Regions from separate parts of the Homo sapiens genome. Here all the other regions are linked to region 2. The links are chromatin contacts, found by Hi-C or POLR2A ChIA-PET in ENCODE. All regions are on one chromosome and are shown on one strand. The core of a region is the stretch at or near the end of the contact, and the rest is flanking DNA. Distances in the headings are between cores, read along the strand shown.

The links. A loop is a pair of places that touch in the nucleus more often than their neighbours do. ChIA-PET counts read pairs that join two places held with the same protein, here RNA polymerase II (POLR2A). Pooled maps may share reads with other maps.
Region 1: a pooled map shows a loop between it and region 2 (2.2-fold over the local background). The contact joins the promoter of LBHD1 here to the promoter of ZNHIT2 in region 2. A Hi-C loop is called at or near these places in 1 of 50 pooled maps. POLR2A ChIA-PET finds 5 or more read pairs at or near these places in 2 of 52 experiments (GM10248 and WTC11).
Region 3: a loop to region 2 is called in a pooled map, with 2.3 times the contacts of the local background. The contact joins the promoter of MTA2 here to the promoter of ZNHIT2 in region 2. A Hi-C loop is called at or near these places in 1 of 50 pooled maps. POLR2A ChIA-PET finds 5 or more read pairs at or near these places in 3 of 52 experiments (MCF 10A, OCI-LY7 and activated B cell).

The regions. Positions count from the first base shown.
Region 1 is chr11:62,670,657-62,675,154 of GRCh38, forward strand. It overlaps LBHD1 (LBH domain containing 1), which reads right to left and starts at 1,611. Exons shown (of 7, transcript NM_024099.5): 1 at 908-1,611. UQCC3 (ubiquinol-cytochrome c reductase complex assembly factor 3) reads left to right here and starts at 1,017. Exons shown (of 2, transcript NM_001085372.3): 1 at 1,017-1,209; 2 at 1,297-3,030. The coding sequence starts at 1,090. The coding sequence ends at 1,458. RefSeq lists enhancers at 1-442, 443-1,182, 1,183-1,924, 1,291-1,450 and a silencer at 1,691-1,820.
Region 2 is chr11:65,116,217-65,120,722 of GRCh38, forward strand. ZNHIT2 (zinc finger HIT-type containing 2) reads right to left here and starts at 1,485. Exons shown (of 1, transcript NM_014205.4): 1 at 187-1,485. The coding sequence starts at 1,437. The coding sequence ends at 226. TM7SF2 (transmembrane 7 superfamily member 2) reads left to right here. Exons shown (of 10, transcript NM_003273.6): 10 at 1-14. It overlaps FAU (FAU ubiquitin like and ribosomal protein S30 fusion), which reads right to left. Exons shown (of 5, transcript NM_001997.5): 5 at 4,414-4,506. The coding sequence ends at 4,465. RefSeq lists enhancers at 1-358, 905-1,448, 1,441-1,735.
Region 3 is chr11:62,599,939-62,604,589 of GRCh38, forward strand. MTA2 (metastasis associated 1 family member 2) reads right to left here and starts at 1,927. Exons shown (of 18, transcript NM_004739.4): 1 at 1,485-1,927; 2 at 684-751; 3 at 228-321. The coding sequence starts at 1,512. EML3 (EMAP like 3) reads right to left here. Exons shown (of 22, transcript NM_153265.3): 17 at 4,175-4,263; 18 at 4,006-4,103; 19 at 3,791-3,878; 20 at 3,211-3,309; 21 at 2,821-2,951; 22 at 2,280-2,740. The coding sequence ends at 2,537. RefSeq lists enhancers at 798-1,508, 943-992, 2,373-2,422, 2,931-3,640 and silencers at 1,243-1,322, 1,403-1,502, 1,573-1,622.

The sequences.
Region 1 (4,498 bases), core at 361-2,860, 2.4 Mb before region 2:
CTTTGGGAGGCCGAGGTGGGCGGATTGGGCGGATCACGAGGTCAGGAGTTCGAGACCAGCCTGACCTACATAGTGAAACTCTTTCTCTACTAAAAATACAAAAAATTAGCCGGCCGTGGTGGCGGGCGCCTGTAGTCCCAGCTACTCGGGAGGCTGAGGCAGGAGAATGGCGTGAACCCGGGAGGCAGAGCTTGCAGTGAGCCGAGATCACGCCACTGCACTCCAGCTGGGCAACAGAGTGAGACTCTGTCTCAAAAAGCAAAAAAGAAAACGAAGCAAAACAAAAAGCAATACCAGCCGGGCGTGGTGGTGCACGCCTGTAATCCCAGCTATCCGGGAGGTTGAGGCAGGAGGATCGCTTGGGCCCTGGAAGTCGAGGCTTCAGTGAGCCATGATCGCGCCACTGCACTCCAGCCCTGGGCGACAGAGCGAGACCTTGTCTCCAAAAACAAACAAAACCACGCCCACACACTAACAACAACAACAAAACCAAAAAAAAACCCAAACAATACCAAGTGTGTACCATGACGAGAAAAGGAATAGGTTGTTTGTAAAATAAATGTTAAAGATAAGTAACTATTACCCATTTCTCCAACCAGTATACTTGACTTTGAGTGTTTGTTCCAGAGTTGAGGGGATGGAGAGGGATGTGTATGTGTGTAGATGCCCTCCATGCGCTGTGTTGAAAACGCGCGGGTGACTGCAGGAAACCACAGAGCACAGCTCGGGCCTCTACTGATCGGGAAACGTCGGAAGACAGAAAAATGGGCAATCATAAAACCCACGGCAACCATGAAGACACGCACTCTCCCCCTAGCAATCCCACCCCGGAATTGAGGACACAGGGTCCCCGCGCTCAGCCCTTGGTGCCAGCACTTCTTGGACACCTCAACCCCCTCAGCTAAACCTGAGATCCAAGCGCTCCGGATTCCAAACGTTTCCTCGAGCAGGTCCTCTCTAGCCGGCCGCTTATCTATGGTTTCTGCTATAGGGCGCTCTAGCCTGCGCCAAGGGGTAGTGAGACCGCGCGGCAACAGCTTGCGGCTGCGGGGAGCTCCCGTGGGCGCTCCGCTGGCTGTGCAGGCGGCCATGGATTCCTTGCGGAAAATGCTGATCTCAGTCGCAATGCTGGGCGCAGGGGCTGGCGTGGGCTACGCGCTCCTCGTTATCGTGACCCCGGGAGAGCGGCGGAAGCAGGAAATGCTAAAGGTAGAAGCAACTGGTAGTCCCGAGGAAGGGTGGGCGGGTGGAGAGCCCCGGACTGGAGCTCCTGCGAACTCCCCTTCCTGCCCTCAGGAGATGCCACTGCAGGACCCAAGGAGCAGGGAGGAGGCGGCCAGGACCCAGCAGCTATTGCTGGCCACTCTGCAGGAGGCAGCGACCACGCAGGAGAACGTGGCCTGGAGGAAGAACTGGATGGTTGGCGGCGAAGGCGGCGCCGGCGGGAGGTCACCGTGAGACCGGACTTGCCTCCGTGGGCGCCGGACCTTGGCTTGGGCGCAGGAATCCGAGGCAGCCTTTCTCCTTCGTGGGCCCAGCGGAGAGTCCGGACCGAGATACCATGCCAGGACTCTCCGGGGTCCTGTGAGCTGCCGTCGGGTGAGCACGTTTCCCCCAAACCCTGGACTGACTGCTTTAAGGTCCGCAAGGCGGGCCAGGGCCGAGACGCGAGTCGGATGTGGTGAACTGAAAGAACCAATAAAATCATGTTCCTCCACCCAGAATGAGCCCTGCAGTCGACACCTACCAATGCTTAGAGACGCGTGGTCGGTGCTGGGGGCGCGGCCTGGAGCTGCTGCCTGTCCCACCCCACCAGAAGAGGCTGATCCCGATAGGTATCTGACCACATTTTTTTTTTTTTTTTTTTTTTGAGACGGAGTCAATGTCACCCAGGCTGGAGTGCAGTGGCACGATCTCGGCTCACTGCAACCTCCGCCCCTGGGTTCCAGCAATTCTCCTGCCTCAGCTTCCCGAGTAGCCGGGATCACAAGTGCGCGCCACCAAGCCCAGCTAACTTTTGTGTTTTTAGTTGAGACAGGGTTCACCATGTTGGCTAGACTGGTCTCGAACTCCAGACCCAGGTGATCCGCCCGCCTCGGCCTCCCAAAGGGCTGGGATTACAGGCGTGAACCACCTCGCCCTGCCGCGGCCACATTTTTTCTTTTTTTTGAGATGGAGTCTTGCTCTTGTCACCCAGGCAGGAGTGCAGTGGCGCAATCTTGGCTCACTGCAACCTCTGCCTCCTGGGTTCAAGCTGTTCTCCTTACTCAGCCTCCCATGTAGCTGGGATTACAGGCGTCCGCAACCACGCCCGGCTGATATTAGTAGTTTTAGTAGAGGCGGGTTTCACCATGTGGCCAGGCTGATCTCGAACTCCTGACCTCAGGCAGTTCACCCGTCTCAGCCTCCCAAAGTGCTGGGATTAGAGGCGTGAGCCACTGCGCCCGGCCAACCACATTTTCAAAACAGGTCATGTGGTGTCAGGTTGGAGTGTACTTCCAGGGATAACCGTGGGACATTCTTGAAATCTGAACTATCCTGGGAAGTCTTGAAGTAATGGATGCCTATAGTGGACACTCAGGACTCCTGTCCTTGGAGCGAGATTGGAGGGGCATCTAGCACTTAACATATGCCACAATGCTTTCTGTGGCCATTATTTAACCTCTGGTTAAACAAGCTTAGGAGGCTGACTTACTAGTAGTAAAAGGAGTGTGCTTTGAGTCACAGATCCTGGTTGAACTCCAGCATGTTACAAACCTCAGCCCTGTTCTATGAAAGGTCATAACTACGAGGATTATTGTAAAACATTAATTTAGAAATGTAAAGTGGTCCCCAATCTCTGGATCTGGTCAGGATTTATTGGAGCTGCCACTGAGGGGATTAAATAAGTGGGGTCAAAGCCCCACAGCCTAGTCAACCAAGTTGCTCCTCTTTTGTCTATCCTGTGGTTCCCAAGCAAGACTGCAATTGAAAAAAAGGCTGCTGTTATTAAAGTCAGAACACCAAATAAAGCTTTTTTTTTTTTTTTGAGACAGAATTTCTGTGTTGTTGCCCACGCTGGAGTGCAATGGAGCGATCTCAACTCAATGCAACCTCCGCCTCCTGGGTTCAAGCGATTCTCCTGCCTCAGCCTCTCCAGTAGCTGGGACTACAGGGGTGCGCCACTATGCCAGGATAATCTTTGTATTTTTAGTAGATACAGGGTTTCACCATGTTGGCCAGGCTGGTCTTGAACTCCTGACCTCAGGTGATCTGCCCGCCTCAACCTCCCAAAGTGCTGGGATTACAAGCATGACCCGCCGTGCCTGGCCCAAATAAAGCTTTCTAACACTGGGGTGTAAACCCAGATATAAGTATTGGTGCTCTTTTCAGCTGCTGGAACACATGTTACATGTGATCTTTACAGAGTAACTGTGGCCTTTCTCCTAGTCCAGGAAGGAGTGGAGTCAGGAGCAGTTTGACAGGACAGCAGGGTGGGGTGATCAGCAGCCAGAGGGACTATCATAGATAAGCTCATCAGTGCTTCTTGGTTGGTTTTAAAAAGCAGAGAGAAGCGCCAACATGGTGAGACCCTGTATCTACTAAAAATACAAAAATTAGCTGGGCATGGCGGCACGTGCCTGTGGTCCCAGCTACTCGGGAGGCTGAGGCAGGAGAATCGCTTGAACTCAGGAGGCAGAGGTTACGGTGAGCCGAGATCGTGCCACTGCACTCCAGCCTGGGTAACAGAGTGAGGAGATGTCTCAAAAAAAAAAAACAAAAAAACAAAACCCTTTTAGCCCAGCATTTTGGGAGGCTGAGACAGGTGGATCTTGAGGTCAGGAGTTCAAGACCAGCCTGGCCAACATGGTGAAACCCCATCTCTACTAAAAAATACAAAGAATTAGCTGGGTGTGGTGGCACACACCTGCAATCCCAGCTACTCGAGAGGCTGAGGCAGAATTGCTTGAACCCGGCAGACGTTGGTTATAATGAGCCGAGATTGCACCACTGTACTACAGCCTGGGATCTAGAGCAAGACTCCACCTCAAATAAGTAAATAAAATTATCCTTTTAGTAGCTAATGCTTACTGGGGACTTATTAGGTACCAGGCACTATGCTAAAGCATCTTATACCAGCATTATGTAACCCTCATGACAATCCCAAGAAATAGGCACTATTCCTATTCTATTAAGAAGCTAGGTTTTCTGGGTGAGATGTGAAATAACTTAAATGACATCACTAAGGTAGCAAAGCTGAAGGAAAAGTATAAGAAGGATGTTCCTGACTATAAGTAGAAAGGTTGGTTTGATGATGCAAAGGGTCCTGCTAAAGTTGCCTGGAAAAAGGTGGAAGAGGAAGATGAAGAGGAGGAGGATGAATAAAGAAACTGTTTATCTGGCCAGGCACAGTGGCTCAAGACTGTAATCCCAGCACTTTGGGAGGCAGAGGCGGGCGGATCATCTGAGGTCAGGAGTTCAAGACCAACCTGACCAACAAGGTGAAACCCTGTCTCTT
Region 2 (4,506 bases), core at 235-2,734:
ACCAGTGACCAAAATCGGAGATGCTCTTCCTCCTTTGGATAAACACTGGGAACCCTTGGTGCACTTCTCTCCCCTAGGACTGGCTGGGTCAGCACTGATCAGGGAGAAGCTGAGCAGTGGCTTGTGGGCCCAGGAATCTGGGGTCTGGTGGGACAATAGCTATCCCTCAGAAACAAGCAACAGGGCTGACCAGTCACAGCTTTATTAATGACCAGGGTAACCCGTTCAGCTAGGGAGCTCCTCAATGAGAGTTCTTGGGGCAGGTGGCACGGGGCCTCCCCAAAGCCGCTCCAGCTCCCCAGTGAGGGCGGCCACCTCCTCGGCTACCACAGCATGGGCTTGGTGAGCCCTGGCGCAGTCTAGGGCCAGGGGTGTGAGGGCCGCCTCATTTTCGTTGGTCCAGGCCAGGAGGAACTGGCACTTTTTCCGGGCCCGGTAAAGATGATCTCGCTCTTCTCTAGCCACGGCCTGTTTCCGGGCACGGCCCAGGGTCTGTGCCAGGTCCCCCAGTGCTGCCAGCGTGTAGCCTTTCTGGTTGGTCGGGCCCTCGCCCAGCAGGATGCGGGCGACCTCGTGCATAGCCCCTCGTGTGCCCAGGGGCCCCGGCGGGTGCTCGCCTGCTTCCAGCACGTGGGCTGCCGCCTGCAGGGCTTCTTCCGCAGAGGCGAAGACTTGCTGGGCACCCAGGGCTCCGGAAACGCCGAGCAGTGTGGCACAGAAGTCAGAGAGCAGCGCGTCGTCACCGCCGTGATACAGGGCGAGAGTATGCGCGTAGGCGAACAGCACATTGGGCAGCTGGAAGCGCACGAGCGGCGAGACTGGGCCGCGGCTCAGGCTGACTATCGCGGGGATGCGGGTGGGTACGACGGGCGTGCAGGCCCCCGGGACATCTCCAAGAACCCGCTCGGCGGCCGCGGGCTCCGCGGCGGAGGCATCTTTCACAGAATCCGGCGGGGTCCTCGCAGGGGCGAGCTCCAGCTCCGCGGCGTCACTACCCGGGGCATTATCCAGCTCCTCCAGAAGCTGCGGTCCGGCTCCGCGGTTCCACCACCACGGCCGCCATGGAGGCAGCAGCCGCCCGGCCTCACCGCGGCTCAGCAGCCGCTCGAAGGCAGCTTTTTCGCCCGGCGCCAGCCGCTCCCAGAGTCCCGATAGGCCGCCGGGCGCCGGGCCGGAGCTGAGGCCTGCTTCCCCAGGCTCGTCCTCGGTCTCGCGTTGCTGACGCAGCCGGCGTAGGGCGCTTGCTAGGCGGCTGGGAGGAGCGCTGCAACCGCGGAGCTCTCCCAGCACCTGGTCACGGTAGAAGTTTTCTGCGCAGGTGCCATGCGTCCGGTAGCAGCGCAGCGAGCAGTAGGGCGCATTACAGCGAGGGCAGGTGTAACGCGCTGGCTGGACCTCCCCCGCCGGGCAGAAGCCACAGGGCCCGGCCGGCTCCATGGCAACTGGCACCGCGATCTACCTGCGAACGCACGCCGGTGGTAGTTCGAAACTTCCGGGGCTTCTTCGATTACTTCCGGTTCGCAGCGCGGCCGACGGCGCGCTGTGTTTTCGCAAAGCTTCCGAGGATTCTCGGCAATTTCCGCCCACGCCCGAAAGCCAAGCCCCACCCCTTTCCCTAGTAGGGCGAGAGCAGGCCCAGAAGCCGGGCGTCAGGTACGAGCCCCGCCCTATGCGATGACGCAAGGAGCGAAAAAATGGGTCTGGCGAGCGCTTCGCCGGTGCCACGTCTCCCCCTAGTGGTCACACCAAAACGTGGCCCGATCATCTAAAGAGAAAACCCTCTTTTTAGCACTACAATGTGCTGTGGCATAAATCCATCTTTACTAGGCACCTACTCTGGGCCACTAATTGTGCCAAGCCTACGGGAGGCGATGCATCCCTGCGCTGGACACAGACAAATAAAATGCACTAGGGGACACAGACAAATAAAAGGACAGTTAGGGCCAGGTACGGTGGGTCACGCCGGTAATCCCAGCATTTTGGGAGGCCGAGGCGGGCAGATGACCTGAGGTCAGGAGTTTGAGACCAGCCTGACCAACATGGAGAAACCCCGTCTCTACTAAGAATACAAAATTAGCCGGGCGTGGGGGACGGGTGCTTGTAGTCCCAGCTACTCCTGAGGCTGAGGCAGGGGAATCGCTTGAACCCGGGAGGTGGAGGCTGCAGTTAGCCGAGATCGCGCCACCGCTCTCCAGCCTGCGAGCCTGGGCCACAGAGAGAAACTCCACCTCAAAAAGATAAATAGAAAGCAGCATTTAAGAAATATCTGAGCTCCTATGATTTTTTTCCTCCAAAACTGCCTCTTCTTTTCATTAAGTATCTTCTCATTAAATACCACTATTCATCCATCTTATTAAGTGCAGGCCCCATTCTAGGTGCCAAGAACACAATGCACATCAAAGGGAGCCGGGGGTCCCTGTTCTAATAGAGCTCACTCTTGTGGTGGAGTGGGGGGTGTGATGAACCAAACTGTGAGTGTTCTTTGCATCCCTGCTACTACTGGTGGTCTAAGCTTCCTGACCCCTCATGTGGATGACAACACATTAAGTGTTTTTCCTAACTTTCTTGCCAGCCCTCCAGAAAAACCTGCCAGAGAAATTAGATCACAAGTCAGATGAGATCCATCTGTTACTCAAAACCCTTCTGCGACCCTCCATTGCACTTGGACTCAAACCCAAACTCCTCTCTATGGCTGACAAGGCCTTGCAGGATCTGCCCGCCCCCAGCCCTAGACATCACCTCTTCCCCATCTTCACACAGTCCTCTAGGCTTGAAATATTCCCCTACCTGATCACTTGACTGGTTCATCTCAGGTCTCACTCACGTCATTTAAACAGGACCTCTCGGCTGGGCACAGCGGCTGACACCTGTAATCTCAGCACTTTGGGAGGCCAAGGTGGGCGGATCACTTGAGCCCAGTTCAAGACCAGCCTGGGCAACATAGCAAAACCCTGTCTCTACAAAAAAGTACAAAAAATTAGCCAGGTGTGGCGGTGCATGCCTGTAGTCCTCAGCTACTTTGGAGGCTGAGTAGGATCACCTGGGCCCAGGAGTTGGCGGCTGCAGTGAGCCATGATTGTGCAACTGCACTCCAGCCTGGATGAGAGAGACCTTGTCTCAAAAACAAAAAAGAAAAGGCCGGGCACTGTGGCTCATGGCTGTAATCCCAGTACTTTGGGAGGCCGAGGTGGGCGATCACGAGGTCAAGAGATCGAGACCATCCTGGCCAACATGGGGAAACCCCATGTCTACTAAAAATACAAAAATTAGCTGGGCGTGGTGGCACATGCCTGTAGTCCCAGCTACTCAGGGGGCTGAGGCAGGAGAATGGCGTGAACCCGGGAGGCTGAGGTTGCAGTGAGCTCGGATTGTGCCACTGCACTCCAGCCTGGCGACAGTGCGAGACTCTGTCTCAATAAAATAAAATAAAGAAAAAAGAAAAACAAAAAAAGAGGCCCTCTCTGGGATGCTATTGTATCTGTCCACATCCTCCCCCTTTCTAAACTGCTGGAAGGCAGAAACCATGTCTTTAACACCACAGAGACAAAAATAGCCAAGATTCACACACTCACTGTAAGCCAGATGTTGATTTACATCCTTTAACCCTCACAGCAGCCCTGGAGATGGCAGAGATTAAATTAGTAGTTAGTTCAAAGGCCAGCCACCCAGTAAATGGAGTAGGAAGAAAAAGAAGGTCCAAACTCAGGCAGTCAAAGTCCACAGCCCAAGGGCTTTACCCTGTTGGATGCTATTTCTCAAGAACTGGCAGGTCCAGAAACTTTAGCTGAATGAGTAAGTGGGGTTCAGAAGTGCTGGGAGGCTCAGTTGCCAGAAGAGAACCCTGAATCAGCCCCAGAGGTAACCCAACTTTTGGGAACACTGAAACCTCACTATATCCAATCACAGATGTGATTAGGTTACCAAGTCCGGCCAGGCAGTCACAGAGGTACAAACGAGGCCATGCTCCCAACATAATATTTACTTCTAAAACCAAGGCAGACCAGATTCCTGCCCTGGACTCTAAGGCCACAGCTGGTACCAAGTTCAGGGAACGGCCAGGTTCACCTTCTATACAAACCTCTTCCCCCACCCATCCCTTCTATTGCTGCCTCCATAACAAACCTCTCACCACAGTGATTCCTGCTACCTTCTCTGTTTAGAAGATGAAAAAGAATGACCTGGGGGGACTGATCAAGTTACTTAGGATAGGGAATAACCCCAATTTTACATCTGAAGCCCCCCAGGATCTGTAGCTGTTTCTTCACAGGAAATTTCTCTTGTAGTTTACCATTTCTTCCCCCCATACCAAAGGCTTCTGCCTTTTCTGCCTCACTGTTCTCCTAGGGGACATACCACCAACCCGAGAAGCACACCTCTCCCTGAGGCCTTGCAAGTAAAGATGAAACAATGCGATGACTGAACTAAGTGGCTTTTTTATTAGAGAAAGCCAGAATTACAAAAGACTTAAGAGTTGGCATTGGGGCCCTTCTTCTTGCCAAAGGTGGG
Region 3 (4,651 bases), core at 677-3,176, 2.5 Mb before region 2:
TCTCTTACTCTCATATACAAACCATATTATCGCTTTCCTTATCACAATCTCTCCACCCTGCTTCCAACCCCAACATGTAAAAACAGGCCTCCCTCCTCAGGCCAGGCATTTCCCACCCCCAAACTCACACCTCTGCCTTGGGCATGCTACCAGGGGAAATACCTGCAGGGACATGCCCAGGCCTCAGATCATGGGTAGGAGAAAAAGAAAGGGAGGAAGATACTCACTGGCATTACTATCAGCCAGGCTGTTGAGGCTACTAGAAATGTCCCTGCGCCGGAAAAGACAGACAACCTTTGCCTCCACATTTCCATTTGCAGTCTAAGGGGAGGAAAAAAACAAAAACAAAACAACGTAGCAGTGGAAATTGATCATCTGGGAACAGAAATGCACAAAGAGACAAATAACAGTAAGTTTCAGAGGGACCTAAATTAAAAAGCCCAAGAAAATATGAGTAAAGACTTACATTCAAGGATAGACTTCCAAATCCCTTTCCTTTGCCCCCAAGAGACAGAATAGTAAAGTTCCTGCTAACCTCTCAATAGCCTTTCCTGAATACATCCAATGAATGAATGAACGAATATGAATGGGTACTTAGTATAGGATCCTCTCTTCCACCAGAAGTTAGAAACCTCAGAAGAGACCACTGCGGGAGGGAGGGAGAGGGATTCTGCTCCACTCACCTTGTTGAGCTCCTCAATCCGTCTAACCAGGTAAGGATTGCTGGAAGAGTTCTCAAAATAGACGTAATCTGTAAGGGAAGGGAGGGGGGAGAACCACGAAGATCAGAGGAGATGGGAGACGCAGAGCACCAGGGTAGGAGAGAAAGTTGGCCTGAGTGGATCAAAAGGAGATAAGGATTCAGGTAGAAAGGGCGCTGAGATGTGAAAGTGGACAGACTAAGAGAAAATAAGGATGTCCCCCATCCCCACCGCACCTAGTTCTAAAATTAGATCCTTTACTCAAAAGAGAGCCTTAAGGAACAGGCAAGAAGCAGGGGTTCCCCTGCAGTCCCCACAACTCAGCGATGAGTTGCACCCCAGTCGCGGCGAAGTAATTGTCCGCTCTAGCGCAGGGCCCCTACCTTTTCGAATCGAGGCGCACAATAACGCCTGGGAAGAGGAAACCTCCGGGCGGCTCCCCCGCGGTGGCAAAGCCGTCGCCCCAGCCCCTCGCGTTCCCTCCCTACCCTGTCAGCTCCTTCGGAACCGGTTCCGAAGGCCACTCCGTGCCCCGGGGAGCCCCTGACGCAGCCCCGAAAGTGCCGTCGGGGCTGCCCGCAGCTTCTCTCTGGGAGTCTCGGAGCCCTGCCGCGTCGCGGTTCCCCGCACCCTCTCTCCTCGTCTCCCGGTTCCGGTTCCGGTCCGCGCTCCGGTCCACGCTGCCCCATACGCTGCGCCTCGCGCCACCCGGTGCCGAGCCCCTCAGGTCCCTACCCCAACCTCTCCCGCCCCGGGCCCCGTATCCCTGCGCCCGGTACTCACCTCCCACCCGGTACATGTTGGCCGCCATGGCCGTTCCCGCCGCCGCCTCCGGCCGCACAAAGGGGTCCGGGAGGCTCGCGGGGGCAGGGCTCGGCTCGAGGCAAAGCCCCGAACGGTGGGCTGCCGCTTCGAGGGAGTCTCACTGGGGCCCGCGCAGCCGGCACCTCCGCTGCCTCAGCCGTCGCGGTTCATCCCGGCCCGCGCTGTCGCCGCCGCAGCTATCGCCTCACTCCCGGGACGCTGAGGCTGGCCCCCGTCCGCTCGGCTTCTTCCGGAACGAGCTCGGCTCCTGCCAGGCCAGAGCCAGGCTCCAGCTACCCCCGCCCCCGCGGAGTCCCACTAGTCGTTGGGCTCTGCCGGCCGCAGGGAAGGCTTGCCGGGCCCGCCTCAGGGTTCGCCTCCTTCCGGAACACCTTCGGCCGATCCGGAGAACAAGGCCCACTGCTCGGCTCAGGTCGGAGAGCGAGACCCCGCAGATCGGCTACTTCCGGAAGAAGTTCGGCTCCTGTCGGGCAACCGCTCGGCTATTTCCGTCGCAGCTCGGCCCCACCCCCTTTTCCGAGGGCGGGAGAGGAGTCGGGCTTAACTCTGTCCTCGCTGGAGCCCTGCAGCTCCTCCTCGCGCCCCAAAGACTCGCGCGCCTTAGCGCTTCGCCAGGTTATTTGCAAGCGGCTTTGCCTGTCATTTGCATAAATGGTCTACGCTCCCTTACCCTTTCCGCACGCCTCTTTTCCTTCGTCCCCACCCCACAGAGCCCCGGAGGCGCCCGGCAGCGCCCCACAAAAGCACCGGGAGGCGACTTTGGTTCTGGTTTATTGCCCCTCAGCAGGCAGCGGGAGTCAAGGCCTAGGCTGGGGCTGCCCGGCTCAGCCAGCGGGTCTAAACAGTGTGTGCAGGGGCGCCGTTCGCGCCCTCCAGGAAAATGCGCGATCGGGAATGTCTCGAAGTCAGTCCAGGAAAGAGTCGGCCCCTAGTCGTGGGGGATTGGGCCAGGGAAGGGCAGGGCGGGGCGGGGCCACGCCGCCGGGCCAGTCGGTCCCGCCAGGCAGCGATCAAACGTCGAGGGAGGAGGCGGGGGACAGGGAGGGGGTTCGAGAGGGCGTGGCGGGCGCCGGCCCCGCGCCCCCAGCGCCCAGCACTCGCCACTGGAAGATGCTGGCGTCCTTGCCGCCCAGCGAGACGAGGTGCGAGTCGTCGTGCGTGAATCGGACGCTGGTCACGTGGCTGCCGTGGCCCCCGTACATGCGGCTCGGCGCCTGGGCCGGAGGGAAGAGTTGCGGTGGCGGCTGAGCCCTCGGGCCCACCGGTCCCACCCCGGCGATCCCCGCGGCCTCACCTTGGCACGAGCGCACGGGTACTGGAAGAGATGCACTTTGCAGAAGTCGTCGGCCACCGCCACCACGCGCTCGTTGTGGGAGCGGCACAGGGAGTTGATGTCGGTCCCATCGGAGCCGTCCGGCCAGACGCCTAGCACAGCGGCCGGCCTCAGCCCGACCTCCTACCCACCGCCACCCACGGCCCAGAGCTACACCATTTCAGGCGCTCCGGCAGCCGCGGCCACCCACTGCCGCGTTCCAGGCAAGCCTTCCCGGTCCCGAGGGGCCTCCTGGGCTGGATCTTCAGGTTTCTGGACTCTCACCCAACGACACACGCCCAGCGTTCCAAGCCCAAACTGGGCTCCACCTTGTCCCCCACCCTTCCAGCAGGTTTCCACGCCCCTGCTCACCGTAGACGTGAAAGCCCAGCACACAGGTGTAGGTAGCCCATTCCCGGTCTCGGCTCTCATAGCGATTCTTCAGCTGCTTGCAGCCTCCAGCCACGTCCCCTGGGGAGAGGGAGCCCGCCCAGCTCAGCTCTCACCCTGCCCTCAGTAGGGAAGATGCCAGGGAAAGCCAGACTGGAAAGACTGGCATGAAACCCGGCGATGGCATGTGATCTGGTCACCGTAGTAGCATCACCTCCTCCCCCTGTGAAACCCACCCTGTGTGCGTCCTGTCCTGAGCTCTGGCTGAAGTTCTAACAGCTTCCACGAGTTCCTCCTCCCTAGATAAGTCAAGTGCTCCACACTTGCCCTGAGAAACTTTTCCCAAACAATCTTTTCTTAGCGCATTTTTGAACTCCCTCAAGTCAACAAGACATGGTGTGAAACTAGTTGTTTCCAAATCACGAAATTTCTCCTACATATAATTCCAACTCCACTTTAACCCCATCTCCACTTCCTTATCTAACAACACCTCTAACAGCCCCCCCTACACAAAACCCACTCCAATTACCCTCTCCCCATGTCCTGCTCCACTGCCACTCACAGTAAAGAATCTCATAGTCCCCAGAATTGGACATGATGAAATTCCCATCCTTGGACCAGTCAAGATGAGTGATGAAGCTGGAGTGACCCTGGGAGCAAAGGTCAAGAGTTTTAAAGTATCCCATCCATTTCCCATCCCCAGAGCCCCCTTGATGCATCAGACCCCTGAGTTTCGCAGCTGTTATCATGCCCCACCACACACCCCAACTTCCTCACCATACAGCGGCCAAAGCGGCTGGATTTGGCACCATCACTGGAAACACTATAGATGTAGATCACGTTGTCATGGGAACCAATGGCCAGGTACAACCCATCTGCAAATACAGTCACTCAGAGAGGGAAGGGCCAGGGACGCATGTGAGTCCAGGGTTGGGGTGGCTCCCACCTGGGCTGTACCGGACCACTGAGAGCTGCTCATTGCCATCAATGACATCAGACACGATCTCTCTGGTCTCTGTGTCCAAAACCAACCACCTGGAAGGGAGGGAAGTGGAGGCAGATAGGAAGACGAAAAGGCAGGATGTAAGGAGACCCCCAGGGAGGCCACCCTGGGTAGGCTTGGGGATGGCAAATAAGAGAAGCTCAGAGACACACACAGAAAGGCTCTGATGTAGAAGACAGGTCACAACTGCATTCTTCTTTTTTAGTTTGTTGTTGTTGTTGTTGTTGTTTTGAGACAGAGTCTCACTCTGTCACCCAGGCTGGAGTGCAGTGGCAAGATCTCAACGCAACCTCCACCTCCTGGGTTCAAGTGATTCTCATGCCTCAGCCTCCTGAGTAGCTAGAATTACAGGTGCGTACCACCATGCCCGTCTAATTTTTGTATTTTTAGTGGAGACGAGGTTTCACCATGTTGGCCAGG